Linked DNA regions of Homo sapiens: region 2 is linked to region 1. A link is a loop called in an ENCODE intact Hi-C map of the cell type or tissue named here. Cell type or tissue: endothelial cell of umbilical vein. All regions are shown on one strand.

Evidence for each region. A loop is a pair of places that touch in the nucleus more often than their neighbours do. Peaks named below come from ENCODE experiments on the same cell type or tissue, not always from the same donor. Only the 100,000 strongest peaks of a DNase experiment are listed, where the experiment ranks them.
Region 2: it touches region 1 in a loop (2.1-fold over the local background); 4 of 110 quality-filtered maps call a loop at or near these places.

What each region holds. Positions count from the first base shown.
Region 1 is chr12:9,131,989-9,139,988 of GRCh38, forward strand. It overlaps a transcript of KLRG1 not described here, the pseudogene BTG1P1 and a transcript of PZP not described here. Among named protein-coding and RNA genes, the nearest start is that of A2M, 20 kb to the left of the region's middle. In endothelial cell of umbilical vein, a CTCF peak has its summit at 3,489 (motif pointing right); no DNase peak of the experiment used is centred here; H3K27me3 peaks cover 259 bases.
Region 2 is chr12:9,237,889-9,245,888 of GRCh38, forward strand. It overlaps MIR1244-3 (microRNA 1244-3), which reads right to left and starts at 1,663; the gene lies at 1,579-1,663. It overlaps LINC00987 (long intergenic non-protein coding RNA 987), which reads left to right and starts at 2,185. Exons shown (of 7, transcript NR_137434.2): 1 at 2,185-2,651; 2 at 3,230-3,571. It also overlaps the pseudogene A2MP1 and the pseudogene PTMAP4. RefSeq lists an enhancer at 2,519-3,718 and silencers at 7,137-7,186, 7,197-7,246. In endothelial cell of umbilical vein, no CTCF peak of the experiment used is centred here; no DNase peak of the experiment used is centred here; H3K4me3 peaks cover 523 bases; H3K27me3 peaks cover 302 bases.

The DNA of each region.
Region 1 (8,000 bases):
GTAGGGCTTATGGGAAACATTTGCTTTCTTAAAAAGAAGAGTTGTAGTGGGCATACCCCTGAATGTCCTTCCTTGTTCTTACTTAATGGAAAATAGATGTGATATTTAATATTTCAATGACCATCTTGAGACAGCAAAGTAACAAGCAGGGGGATGAAGGTCTGCATGTTAAGGAAGTCTGAAAGATAAAATGGGCCTTGGTCCTCATCAGCATTATTGGGCAATTCTATCAACCTTGGAACACCAACCTATGGACTTTCCTATTTGTTTAAGCAGCTGCTAGTTGCTTTTCTGTTATTTATTGCCAGAGGGATTCCAGCTGATACAAAATATTTTCAAGATAGGTCAGTGTGATAAACGACATGGGTTGTGAAACAACATACAGTGTTAAGTCATCTGCAAGTACAGAAAGGAGGTCAACTTGACTGTGGCTTAGGGATTAGGCTAAAGAGAGAGAGAGTCAGAGCCCTGTGTGCCATGTGAAAGAATCTGGTTTCCATTCTGCAGGCAGTTGTGTAGATAATGAAGTGAGTTAGGCATGAGAGAAACATGATTACTCTGGCATGAATATGACACACACATTGGAGAAGGGCAATATAGTCAGCAGGAAGACCATTCAGGGGGCTAATTCAGTGTTCAGTTGGAAGAAAATGAGGGCCCAAAGTAAGATTACAACAGTGGGAAGAGTGAGAAAAAATATGGATTTCAAATGTACGTGATGTGACCTAATAACTACTTTAATATATATGGGCACATTGGAGAGAGAAGTTGTGTTACTGCAAATTATCACATCTGAAGCACCATTGAGGTAAAGGACACAATTTTCTAATAAAGTATTTAAAGAAAAAATTTCCACCTGATTAATGATTAGATGTATATCCAATTATGAAACACTACTGATCACAAAACACATCTTGATTTCAGAGATGTGAAAAGATGTGCCTCTTTGAATGAATGAAAACTGGTATAGCTAAACTAATATTTATAGATACTGTATGCCAGGCATTGTGATAGGCACCTTGCTTATTTCACTTAGTGAACTCAAAACTTTATGAAAAAGGTGTGGGTTTTTTTTTCATTTTAGAGATAAGTAAAGGATGATTGTAGATTTCCTACTAGGGCAAGTGCTGGGTTTGTTGCTAATAACAGATAGGGAAAGTAGACATATTGAATTTGAGGTTCTTTTGAGATATCCAGTGAAGCTATTCAAGTAGGGAGCTGGGCACAGAGTTCAGAAGTTAAAGAAAAAAGTGATTAATTGGGTTCAGTCAATATTTAAAGGCTGACAATGAGCCAAGCTCTTGAATTAGGTACTGGGGATGTGTGGCAAGTAAAGCAATCAAGTGGAGAGATGGATATTATTTAGTCAGTTCACAAGAATTTTAATGCATATTTTGTATCAGATACTGTTCTGTGGTTAACAAAAACCACATGTTCCTGCCATTGGGGATTATACATTCCTGTGGAAGAATACAGATCAAAGTATATAAACAAATAAATTAAATAAGGTAATTCCATATGATGATAAATGCTGTGAAAGAAAAAAATGTTTCTTTTCTTCCCTGAACATCCAGGGAGATCCAACATAGATTGTGCATTCAGTCAAGACCTCTCTTATGATATGGCATTTAAGCTGGGAATTTATCCTTGCAAAAAGGGAGAGGGCAAGTTATACAGCATTATAGGCAGAGGGAAGCATGTGCTAAACTCCCCAGACAGAAATAAAGTATTCAAGATTAGAGAGAGGGCCAATGTGCTGACACATCATCACCAAAGAGGGGAAAAGTATGAGGCAAGAGAATCACGGTGAAAATAGCAATCTGGGAGCTACCTATACACACTATTAAAAGTTGTAGAAATGAATGAAGAAAATGTAGAGTGCAAAGAACAAGCAGCATAGATCTAAATCTAGAAGAATCTCAACATTTAGAGATCTGATAAAGAAGAAGATATCCAGAAACTGGTCTGTGGAGGAGGGGCCTCAGAAGAAAAACAGAAAAGTGTTATTTTACAGAAATCAAAGGTAGAGATTGTCCTAGGAAGTATAGATTGTTGGGTTTAATGCTGCTGGCAAGAAGCCTGCTCTCAATATCAACCTTGGTAGAATTGGAAGGAAGTCTACAGAACTCTTCTTTCCCTGGTTAGACTTTGCCTGTCTTGGTCTCAATAACTATCATGGCAGAATTGCAGAATTGCACAAGGGACTACAGAACCCATGGTGTTGTGGAGAAGAATGCCACTTCCAATCTCTCCATCATTCCCCACCTCAAGTGCTTGACTCCGGTCTCAAGATGGAGGCTATAATCCAGACCTCTTCGTAAGAGAAAATCAAACTAATGCCTATACACCCATACATCTCTATTTACTTCGGTTGCTACAAGAAAAAGACACCAGGTGTCTTTTTTCTTTTAAAAATTTTATTTTATTGTGGTAAGAACATTTAACATGAGATCTCCCTTTTAACAAATTGTAAGTGTACAATATATTATTGTCGACTATAAGTACAACATTGTAGAGCAAATCTCCAGAGCTTATTTACCTTGCTTCACTGAAATTTTATGTCCATTGATTACAAACTCCCCGTTCCCTCTTCAGTTTAGCCCCTGATAACCACTGTTTTACTCTTTGATTCTATGAATTTGGCTGTTTTAGATAAATCATGTAAGTGGAATCATGCAGTATTTGTCTTTCTGTGACTTATTTCACTGAGCATAATGTCCTCAAGATTCATTAGTTTTGTCGTATACAGAATTTTCTTCTTTTTAAAGAAGTTCGCCCTTCGGTGCTGGAAAGGCAACTGTTGGGATCTTCAGAGGCTCTGCAGCCAGGGGTGGAGGCAGCTGGGGAGGTCCTAGCCATGTAACCAAACCGCCATCGCTCCTCTCTTCCTCTCTTCTGCCTCTTCCTGTCTAGAAAATAACTTTTTTACTCTAATGAAAGAAAAAAGTAGCTGTCTGCCCCTCACACCCTTTCTTCCTGTCAGCCCTCTGCTCTGTGAGGAAGCCCTGGGGGCTGCTCAGCTGCTGAGGCAGCGCAGCCGAGCCCCGGCGTTCCCGGGCCGCCCCACCTCTGCCTCCTTGCATCCCTTCTACCCCAGAGCCACCACCAGGGTAGGCGAGATGGCCGCCTCCATGTCCTTCGTCTCCAAGTTTCTCCACAGCAAAGGGCTCACGAACGGGCAACAGCTGCAGACCTTCAGCCACAGCCTGCAGGAACTGCTGACAGAACATTATAAACATCACTGATTCCCAGAAAAGCCATACAAAAGATCAAGTTATCTTTGTATTCGCATCAACCATGAAATGGATCCCCTGGACAGGCAGCACAGTGGATTGGACCGAGCAGTCAGGAGCTGTTCAAGCTTTTCCCAAGTGAACTCACACTCTGGGTTGGACTCACGCTCACCTCAACCTATGAGATGTCTGTCCTGCAGAATTGGAGAAGATGGCTCCATCTGTGTGCTGTATGAAAGCCCCACCAGCAGGGGGTAGCACTCAAAACAGCACCGACATACAAATGGTAGACAGCTGAATAAACTGTAAGGACGAATTTCTCTTGGGCAGAACCAGCCCTTCCAAAAACTACAGTATGATGACTGTATCAGGTTAAGATGGATCATCTTATAGTGCATGGATAAATTTGATTTTGGCTTTGGGTGGGCTCCTATTGGGGATGGATTATGGAATTTAAACCATGTCACAGCTGTGAAGATCCGGCACAAGATAGAGTGGTAAACATTTTTTTAAAAGTGACAGTGCCATAGTTTGTACAGTATCTTTCAATAATTTAATAGCCTATGAGTCCAAGTAAATGATCACTTTATTTGCTAGGGAGTGAAGTCCTAGAGTGATTTCAGCTTCTCCCAGACATACTTAAATTTTTACATCAATTCCTTTAAAGAAAATCCGTATGTCAAAGAACCTTTCTCTGTAGTAGATCTCGCAGAGGAATTTGAACTATCACACTTGAAAATTATTGTTTACCTTTTTGGCAGCTCAATAGGGGAGCTCAACGTTTTAAACATAGTAGTACTGGAAATTTTACGACAAGACTTTTACCTAGCAAATATTTCTAAATGTACATAAAGACAAGCTAGCAAACATGACCTGGGAAAATGGTCAGACTTTGTATTGTGTTTTTGACCTTGAAAGTAGCAAGTGACCAGAATCTGCCATGGCAACGGGTTTTTAAAAAGACCCTTAGAAAGACTGTTTCAACTGTGGTGTTGGCACCAGCCAGCTCTACGTACATTTGCTAGCTTGTAGTTTTCTAAGACTGAGTAAACTTCTATTTTAGAAATTGGAGGTCTGGTTTGTAACTTTCCTGGGTAAAAGTATTTTCATCTATTTTGTGAACTTTGTTAATCATCTTTTATTTGGTAAATTATGAATGGGTATACATTTGTACAGTTCGTGTATATTGATTGTGGCAAAGTTGTATTGATTTCTATATTTTGGATGAGAAATTTTTCTTCTGTAATAAATTGTTTCTTATCTTGGCATTTAAAAAAGGCAATATTCCATTGTGCATGTGTGTGTGCATATATGTGTGCATATATATATGCATGTATATATAATATGCATATACATATATACAAATATAGATGAATATATACACCATGTTTCCATAGCAGTTGCACCATTTTGCATTAACACCAACAGTATACAAAGATTCCAGTTTTCTCCACATCTTTGCCAACCACTTGTTGTCTTTTATTTGATAATAGGCATCCTGACATGTGTGAAGCGATATCTCATTGTGGTTTTGATTTGCATTTCCCTGATTAGTGGCATTGAGCATTTTTTCATATACCTATTGGCCATTTGTATGTTTTCTTTTGAAAGATGTCTACTCAGATCCTTGCCCATTTTAAAGTCATGTTATTAGTTTTTTTGCTGTTGAGTTGAGTTGTAGGAGTTGCTTATATGTTTTGGATAGCAACCCCTTGTCAGACACATGGTTTGCAAATATTTTCTACCATTCCATATGTTGTCTTTTCACTTTGTTGATTATTCCTTTGCTTTGCAAGAGCTTTCCAGTTTGACATAGTTCAACTTATTTGTTTTTGTTTTCGTTGTCTGTGATTTTGGTGTCATATCCAAGAAATCATTGCCAAGACCAAGATCATAAAGCATGTCTTTTATTTTTTCTTATATCAGTTTTACAGTTTCAGGCCTTACTTTTATGTCTTTAATCCACTTTGAGTTAATTCTTGTGTATGGTGTAAGATAAACATCAAATTTTATTGTTTTGCTTATGGATATACAGTTTTCTCCACACCATTTGTTGAAGGGACTATCCATTCCCCCTAGTGTATTCTTGGTACCCTTGTCAAAGACCAGTTGACCTTTTATGGGTGCATTTATTCCTGAGATCTCTATTCTGTCATTGATGTTTATCTGTCTTTATGCCAGCACCATACTGTTTTGATTACTGTGGTTTTGTACTAAATTTTGAAATTAGGAAGTGTGAGTCCTCCAGCTTTCTTCTTCTTTCTCAAGATTGATTTTGTTATTTGTGGTGTTTTCTCATTCCCTATAAATTTTAGGATTTCCTTTTCTATTTTTTTAAACAATACCAATGTGATTTTGACAGGGGTTGCATTGAATCTATAGATTGCTTTTGATATTATGGTTATTTTGACAATAGTAAATCTTCCAATCAATGAACATGGTATATATTTTTATTTAATTGTGTCTTAATTTCTTTCATCAATGTTTTTGTTTCCAGACACAGGTCTTTCACTTCCTTGGAAAAGTTTTTCCTTAAGTATTTAATTCTTTTTTGTGCTATTGTAAATGGGATTGTTGTCTTAATTTCCTTTTCAGAGTTTATTGCTAGTGTATAGAAATGCAACTGATTTTTGTAAGTTGATTTTGTAGCTTGCAATCTTACTGTATTTGTGTATTAGTTTTAACAGTTTTTTAAAATGGAGCCTTTGGGATTTTTAATACATAATATAATGGCATCAGCAAACAGGAAAAAGTTTATCTCTTCCTTTCTGATTTGGTAGGCTTTAATTTATTTTTCTTACCTAACTGTTCTGGCTAGGGCTTTGGTTCTATATTGAATAAAAGTGGCAAGAGTGGGCATCATTGCCTTGCTCCTGTTCTTAAAGGAAAAGCTTTCAACTTTTCACCGTTGAGTCTGATATTATCTATGGGCCTTTCATATATAGCCTGTATTATGTTGAGATACTCTCCTATTTATAGTTTCTTGAGAGTTTTTAACATGAAAGAATGTTGAATTTTGTCAAATGCTTTCTCTGCTTGTATTTATATAATTATGTGATTTTTTTTCCCTTTATTCTGTGAATGTGGTACAAATTTATACATACTGAACCATCCTTGCATCCTGGGAATAAATACTACTTGGTCATGATGTATGATCCCTTTAATGTGCTGTTGGATTCTATTTCCTAATATTTTTAAAATATTTTTTGCATCTATATTCATCAGAGATATTGGCCTGTCATTTTTTTTTTCTTGTAGTGTCCTTGTCTGGCTTTGGTAGCAGTGTGCTACTGGCCTTATAAAATGAGTTTGGAAGTGTTCTCTCACTTTTTGGAAGCATTTGAGACTGATTGGCACTTTTTTAAAAAAATGTGTATTAGAATCTACCTGTGAAGCTATCTGATCCTGGGTTTTTATTTGTTAGAAGGATTTTTGTTATTCATTAAATCTCCATACTAATGATAGGTCTGTTCAAACTTTCTTGATTTTTACTTTTGACATGTTTTGTGTATTTGGGAATTTACACAATTCTTCTAGGTTATTCGATTAGTTGACATATTTGTTCACTTATGATCATTTTTATTTCTAAAAGAGCAGTTATAATGTATCTTCTTTCATTTCTTTTTTTTTAGTCTAAATAAGGGTGTGTTAATTATTTTTTTCAAAAAACCCACTGAGCCTCTTTGATTTTTTTCTTTTCTTGTTTTATTTATTTCTTCTCTAATTTTTGTTATTTCTTTCTCTGCTAATTTTGAGCTTAGTTTGTTCTTTTTCTAGCCTCTTGAAGTATAAATTTGGGTTGATTATTTTAGATCTTTGTTCTTTGTTAATGTAGGTATTTATCACAGTAAACCTCCTTCTTAATAGTGCTTTTGCTGAATACCATAATTTTAGTGTTTTTTATTTTTGTTTTCATTTGTATTAAGGCACTTTAAATTCCTTCTTGATTCCTTCTTTCACTCAATGACTTTTCAAGAGTCTGTTGTTTAATATCTATGTATTTTTTATTTTTCCAGTCTTCCTTCTGTTATTGATTTATAGTTTAATTTTGTTGTGGCCAGAAAGACACTTGGTGTGATTTCAATCTTTCTAAATTTGTTATAACTTATTTTGTGACTTAATATGTGACTTATCCTGGGGAAGGATCTGAGTGCACATGAGAAGAGTATGTATTCAGCTGCTGTTTGGTGGAATATTCTGCATATGTCTGTTTGGTCCATTTGGTCTATTGTGTTATTCAAGTCTGCTGTTTTCTTATGGATACAGATTTCTGTCTGAATGATGTATCCATTATTGCAAATAGTATTGAAGTTTCCTACTATTATTTTATTGCTCCCTATTTCTCTTTTCTGTTTTTCCAATGTTTGCTTTATATATTTAGGTGTTCTACTGTTGGATGCATATATAATTGTAATTGTTATATATTCCTGTTGAATTGACCCTTTTATCATTATAAAATTTCCCTTTTGGTCTCTTGTAACAGTTTTTAACTCAGTCTATTTTATCTGATATAAGTGTAGCCACTCCTCCTGTAAGAGTTAAAGAAAGAGGAAAGAAACATGAAAAATGGCTCAACAGTGAAAGACAGGTTTATTTTGGAGAATAAACCTGAGAGGGGATTCTGACCAATTTTTGGTCAGGACCACTCTCTCTTACAGACTAAGAGTATTTAAGGGTTTTAGGGTAAGAGAGCTTATCACAGGCTTGGAATGTTTCTGTGTGGAGGAGAAGTTTATTGTGGGGTTGGAATGTCTCTGGTCAGAGGGG
Region 2 (8,000 bases), 110 kb after region 1:
TAAAACAAGGCAGGTCAGGAAGTGGGGAGGGGGCTCCCTATGGAAAAGCTCATTGATAAAAAGTCCTGTGTGAGCAGAGACTTTAAGTAAGTCAAGGAGCCAGATTTATCCAAACCTGGGGGAAGATACTTCCAGGAAAAAGGAACAAAAAGTAAAAGGACTCCAGAGACTGAAGCATGCTGGGTGTATTCCAATAGGAAGAAAGAGGTCAGTGTGGCCGGAACGGGTTAAGCGAAGGAGAGATTAGGAAGACGTGAAGTCATGGGGTAGCAAGGGTTTCTAAGTGGCATTAAAAACTTACGCTTTAACTTAGGGGGGATATGGGAGATTCCTGAAAGGGTTAGAGAAGAGGAGGGACACGATCTGACACATGTTTTAAAGGATCCCTCTCGCTGAAGGGGAACAAGAAGAGATGATCAGGAGACCAGTTAGAAAGCTATTGAGAGCCTGCAAGAGAAAGGACTAGAATAGTAGAGATGGAGAGAAGTGGGTAGATTCTGGATGCAATTTGAAGGTGGAATCGACTAGATTTGTGCATGGATTGGGTAGGGAAGATAGGGGAAAGAATGTAGTAAAGAACTCCAAAGTGTTTCTCCCTAGCAAATAGAAGAATGGATTTTTCATCATCTGAGATGAAGGAAATTGAGGGAGGAGCAGGTTTGTGAGGACGAGCAGATACTCAGTCTTAAACTTGCTGATTTTGATATGCCTATGAGACCTACAAGCCTGTAAGTGGAGAGTGGGCAGTTGAATACATGAGTTTGAGTTCAGGAAAAAGGTGTGGATCAAAGTTGTACAGTTTTGGACACAAGTACATAGTTGTTATTAAAGCCATTGACTAGATGATTTTATCAAGGGATCCTCGTATAGAGAAGAGAGATCTGCAGACTGAGCATTATCGTCAAGATGATTATAGGTGGCACAGAGTTGGGTTTTTAATGATAATTTAAATAAACTTAAAAAAGTGTTAGCTTTTCCCCTTCTCTTTCAATATAGTGGTAATTTTTGTATTGCTATATTAATGATATTGGTAAAATACTGGTTTTCTATACAAGTTAGTAACCTGGAGTTCCTCTTAAAATAACTTGTTTAAGTAAAAACATGAGTGCATTTAAACTGTCAATTGAACAGTAAATCATACTAGTGTCACACAGATATTTCAATATTTTGAACATGGTTTAGGAAGACATTTGAGAAACACAGAGGTATCAGAAAGAATCCTGTCCTGAGGTCAACAGCCTTAGACCTTATTATTAGGCAAGAGCTTTTAAGCTTTTAAGCAAGTCTTTTATTTCTCTATGCCCATTTCTTTATTCTTAAAATACAATAATAATAATTTATCCTAAAAAGTACTTTCTATTTATTTCCCTAAGAGGCTCATTCCAAGTGATTTTCATCAGAACAATGTTTTTCTTTTTTTTTTCTTTTTTTTTTTGCTAGAACAACTCAGCAAAATAAAATTCCTGTTTATTGTTGGACAACATTGTTTCACACATACATCAAACAGGCCAAAAAATAAAAATAAACAGCAACTTCATAGACAAAAAAGGAAAAAAAAGAAACCTTTTATCTTTGGCCTTTTTAACCATCTCATACAAACCAACTACTTATAGTACAGCTAAGTACATACACAAAAAAGTTACTGGAATGCTCGGAATAAGATGGTTTTTCTGTTGTCATTTTTGCATTTTTTACAAGTTTTTTTTTTCTCCTTTGAGATTATAATGAACATGGCCACACCACAAGTAAAGTGAGAAGTAGGACAGAGAACGCTCCGAAGGCTGGTTTGGTCATCCGAGATCATTAAAAATGGCCGACCCTAACAATATGTACAAAAATATAAAATGTAAATAAAAAATACAAGTTTCCTTTTTAAACTACTTTTAAGAAAAAAAAAAAGCAGGGCCTTGGAAGTTTTGGTTCTTTTTCCCTCCCCTGTTGCAAATTCTCATGGTTTGGGTTGGGTGGTGGAGAGCGCGTGTCATCTGCGGGTGGCACTGCCCACGGTGGGCGGGCGGGCCCCTCTACTCGAAGGTGACCACGTTTAGATTCTGAGACGGGAAGTGGAGGGTGAATAGGTCACGGCGGCCTTTTTTTTTTAGTTTAACTTTTCCTTTTTTGCCGTCTGGTCATCCTCGTCGGTCTTCTGCTTCTGGGTATCGACATCGTTATCCTCATCATCTTCAGCTGCCCGCTTGCCCGTAGCTGACTCAGCTCCCTCATCTTCATCTCCATCCTCTTCCTCACCATCACCTTCTTCCTCCCCACCTTCTTCCTCTTCTTCATCTACCTCGTTGTCAGCCTCCGGCTCCCCATTTTCCTCATTAGCATTCCCGTGAGCAGGGGCGTCTCTTCCATTTTCCGCCTCTTCCACAACTTCCTTCTTCTCCTTTAAGTCCTCGGTGGTGATTTCGGAGCTGGTGTCTACGGCTGCGTCTGACATGGTGGGGCACGCCGGTGACGCGATGCAGGGGATAAAAAAGAAAGCGACAGTTCAGGGACTCTGGCGATAAAGCTGCCGGAGTCCGCGGCGGCGGAGGCGGCTGCGGCGAGCAAGGAGGCTGACGACGCACAATGCAAAGACGGCTTTTCAGAGCAGCCAGTGGGGCAGGACAATGTTTTTCATCAAATGTCCTTAGATTTGGAGGAGGGTAAGAGTTGTTTTTTTTTTCTCTCTCTCTCTCAGAGAAAAGCATGCCCCCAAAAGACATTCCACAACTGCATACTCTGGCAAGTCACTTAACATGAAATTTTTCTCTATATATTACACTTACCTGATGCACAGGGCAGCGTGTTGAAAGTTTCCTCCTTTGCTATTCCTTCAGGCTTTATATTGACAAAAAAAAAAAAAAAAAGTAAAGCGATACTGAATGTATAAAAGAAAAATTAAACACTTGAAAGCAAAGGAGAAAATGGTGGTGAAAAATTGGATTGTAGATCTATCCACATTCTTGGGAATTAAATGTCACTGTGAGATGCATGTTAGATAATACTGTATGAAATAATAAGGGCTCTGAGACTCACAGAGAGTAGACTTACGTACCTCAACTAGTAAGGCCTTGACTACAGTGTCCTTCTGCGCAAGTGGTGGGACGTCAGTCAACTCATTGTCACACACTTCCTGAGAATGCATGGCTTCCGCAGTGGCTGTGAAATTCACCTTTCCTGGGGAATAAAGTTCTTAAGAGTTAAACGGTGATTCTATATTGAACAGTTTCTTCTTTTCCAGTTTCCCCAGTGTATCCAGTGGTTGTCTTCCTCTTGATTAATATTAAAGGAGGAGAAAAAGTGTGTATTGGGGTCAGTGCAGAAAACAAATCATCCAAGCACACGAAGTGGAATTTGCTAATAGCATTACTACTCACCCAGTGACTTCGGAGTCACAACCCAGGACACGGTTTTCCGCCCATTTCTACAGACACAGTGAGATTCTTCATTCTTCTCTGTTGGAACAGCCAGGAAAGCGGAAGAGACCTCCAGCTGCACAACGACCTGTCCCCCACACCCAACCACAAGTTTATGAAGGGATGCAGAACAGCATGAATACTGCAAAAGATGCTCTGTGCATCAGGTAAATGGACTGAGGGACAATGTCCATGAGTCCAGAGGCGCTGAGAAGCTGTGCAAATATGGTCAGCTCTATCAGACACTTTGTAGTTTAGGTGTTTGAAACAAGAAAATTGAAAAACTGACAGGAATTAGGATAAGTGTTTAGGATTTAGCCTTGTGCCAACAGAAGAAAGAGGTGTTTAGTGAAAAACATGAAACAATCAGGTGGACATAATGTCTGAATTTAGGAATACACAGATATAGGAGCCTGAATGAATATAACCTTACCACCTTGGGCCTGTCAGGTACCTTTTCTCTTAGTACCAGGTCTGCTCCAAAATTAGGATATATCATATGCAGTTCTGATTTCCTGGGTTACCTAGGAGACCTGGTAATGAATGGTGACTATCTTCTATTCTCATTCACTTCCAGAGAAGTGTCCTTACCCGAATGCAGGTGGACAAGCAGTTAAACACAGTGGCTTTGAGTGTGAAGGCTTCTCCTCGCACCACAGAATAAGGAAGGGTGAGTTCTAGGAAGAAAGGCTGGAAGGCTTGAAGAGACACGATAGGAGAGAGGCCAAACCCTGTGGTTCCAGACAAGCAGAATGCGCTGGCCTTCCACTCTGTGATGGTTTCAGGGACCTGGTCACCAGCTCACTTATACCTAATGAGCTAGTGAAGGAGCAGAGAAGAGGAGTATAAGCAAATCTTTTTTTTTTTTTTTTAACACAAAGCATGGCTGATCCTAGAACATGATAACTCAGTAACCTAGTGTGGTAAATGCTAAACTTGATCTAAGGGTTGGTGCTCCTGGTGAGGTTTAAAGTTTTTTTTCTCCCTACCTCCCTTACTCCCTCCTTCCCTCCCTCCCTTTATTTCTTCCTCTTTTCTTTCATTCTTTCCTTCCTTTTGTTCTTTCTTTCAATCTCCCTCCCCTCCCCTTCCCTTTCCTTTATTTAAGAGGGCTGGTAGCATCCTACTTTCTATTATCTTAGTTATCAATAGACTAAATTAGAAAAAAAATTAGCATTGTTTAATTATGAGATAAATGAACTATAAACCTAAATATTTACCAGAAAAGAGCAGAGCAGAACTAAAAGGATCAGGAATCCAGGATAACATCAGTCATACAGCAGGATTCAAACCCTCTCCTAAACTAAATTCCAGGCAACACACAACTTACTCAACTACCACCAAATCCCAGATCCAGGTCTCAGGGAAGTACTTCCGGACTATCTCTTTCACTTGCAATATCTGAGGTTCTTCTTCGATCATTGGGTACATTATTTCTACGGCTCCTGGGGGTACACCTCGCAGACCTGGTCCTGGAAGACAACACACAGGCCTCAGTGTGAACCTCATTTTTATCATCAATTTCTTATTGCTGCCTTATTTCTCAAATGGAATAAGGTCATACGCTCAGGGAATGTTTATTATTGGAACAATTTAACCTACCAGCTTGTTATTTTGTTCACTTTCCTATAAAAAGGCTAATCCTATTTTTTCTTCAAATAGAATCTAGAGCTAAATATATTTTTCTTTATAAATAAAAACAAATGACCTGTACATGTACCTCCTGAATCTAAAATAAAAGTTGATTAAAAAAAAACAAATGTAGCTCTCTCTAAGATGATTACTCAACTGGTGAAGGGAAGGATAAAGAGTAATTTAATACACCAAATATTGCTTTTACACTGAAATTGTGTTCACATGTCTTCTGTTTGCAGTGAGAATCAAACGAGGAATGGATATTAGCTAAGCAAGATGATTTCGGGAATGATTTTTTGTTTGTTTGTTTGTTTCGACATTGAATTAATATGGAGACATAAACAATAAGCAACAGGATTCAGTAAAGTATGTAGTATAGACAATAGGGAGTCAGGAATGAAAAGACAATCAACTTTAGTTAGGCCGGAAAAGACTTTACCAAAGCGGAACCTAAGATGATCATTCATGGATGGGAGGTGGAGGAGAATGGGGAGTTATTCCCAGGAAAGGACTGTGCAAATATATATACAAAGGTGGAAGGGTGCTTCACAGGGATAGTAAAAATTTACCCTCTAGAGTAGAATGGCTATTTTCAGGGTGTGTTTCCCATAATTAGGTAAACAGAAGGTATAATATATAATAAAACATAAGGCTAGGACAAATGAATAAGGTCTGTTAAGTGGGAGTTAGTTAGCTTGATAAAAAAGAAATTGATATTCCAGAAATCAGAAGATATACATATATATAAGATATATATAATCTTTACATATTGTTAACATTATCTTAAATATCTTTATTATAATATTATTCTATAATATATCTTCTGATCTCTGGGGCATCACTTTTTAAAGATAATTATATACGTGTGTAATTATAAATACATATATGATATATATATAAGATAATAGAGTTAGATGTGCTCTTTCAAAACCTTAAATGCAATAATCTTATGAATTCTGGAAGTATTGACTATGTTTGAGAAACAAGTGACATGAGAAAAGCAGTGTTTAAGAGTATGCAGGACAGATAGAGGTAAAGAAAAGCTGGAGGCAAGGAAGTTAAATTAGAATGGTTTTTCAGTAATCTAGTTATGAAATAATGACAGACAGATTAAAGTGCTGTAACTGAAAATGAGAAGGAAGAAAAGGATAAGCAACAAATACCAAAAGAAAAATTTGCATAGAATATTACAGAACATTTGGGGTCAAAGTGTAACGATGTACTCTGAGTTTTCAGGTTTTCTGAATCATACCTTTGTTTCCATTGATCTGTTTTCTCTTAGGTTGGAAAGAAAATACACACTTGGTGAAATGAAAGTCAATTAATCATGCTTTTCAGTTTCTTTTTTTTAAACAAACATGCCATTAAAGGAATCATGATTTTTTTTTTTTCATTTTATGGTCACAATACCTCAGTGAGTTTGGTGTTGTCATTCTGACTTCAGATTTAAAGAAACTGAGCCTCTAAAAGGTTAAGTGAGTCTGCAAATTTCCAAAGTCACATAGTCATAGCAGATAGGAGTGTGATGAAAAATTGTCCCTTTGTTCTTAAAACAGTGTTCTTTTTTCACTATACAGGATTTTTTTTTTTTTTCTGGTGAGGAAATATCCTTAATGACTCCTTTGTTTTCAATTAGAACATTACTCCTTGCCTTCCCAGGCAGTGAATCTGCTGTATTAAAATGTGTTTATTCTTTTTTTTTTTTTAACACTTTTTACTGCCATCCTCATTTTTTATTAAAAAGTAAATTTGGTAGACATTCAAGCATGCAGAGAAAAATTTCTCTAGGCCTGATGGCAGTAGAAAAGAATTTTGAGTTAGGCCTTTTGCAACATTTCCTGATTTCCAGGTATACTTGAAACACACAAAGAGACTATGCAGAGGTAGCGTATCTGCCAAAAGTTGCATTACTCTCTTTTGCTCAATATTACATAAATCCCTTCTCTTTCCATAAGAAGATATGACAGAGACAGTTAATATCCACATGAGCCTTCCCATTTCTCAGCCTCCTTTGCATTCAGGGCAGGAACATGGGCGGAAGTGATGTATACCATTCCCACTCCTGGCTTTAAGAGTCAAGTGCAACCTCCTTCCCCATGGGTATGACCTTGAAAGCCACGTTGGCGATGGCAGAGTCACCAGAGGAAAGCAGACTGGTTCTCTCTGACTCACTGTTTGGCACGGGGCTGTTCTGGAGAGTGTCTGAACTCACAAGTAGATTTTGTGTGAGCAAAAACCAAACCGTTAGGTGCTTACCCGCTGAGATGTGGGAGTTTGTTTGTTACTGCCATTGAATCTAATTCTGACTAATTCAGGTATTGACTCCATCATGGACAAGGAAGATCTAAAATGGCAAGACTATTAAAAGCAAAAACAAAAAGTTAGTTGATTTTGATGTCAAAGAGAAAATAATAATTGCTTAAAAATCCTCTATTTGAGGAAAAAGTATTATTTGGGGCTAACTTACCAAGAAGTTGCTGCAGTCTCAAGATCCAATACTTAGAAAAACAGGTTTTCATCTTAAACCAACCCAATAAAGCACCATTTTTCTTCTATTCTGTCAGACAAATAAATCACACCTTTACCTCCTATTATGCTGATACGCAATCCTCGTGGTAGACACAAAGTTGGCTTATGGATTTTTGAGTTGGTAAAAATATCTAATCCTATGGACTGAAAAAAATTGTTAAAGCATAGCGGCAATCCAATCTTGAGACTGTAAGTAGTTTCTTGAATTTGTATTGTACTTTCACTATTATGTTACATATAGTTCATACGCTCATCATGAAAATTACACAAAATGAGGAGAGCTATTTATAAATATGAAAACAGAGTCATAGACGGTCAAGTTCATTAAGCTATTGAGTGAATAGGAGTGGGAATTCAAACCCGTTTCTGATTCTTATTTCTAAATATTGTCTGGTATAATCTAATGCTCTTTAACTCTTTTTTGCATCCATA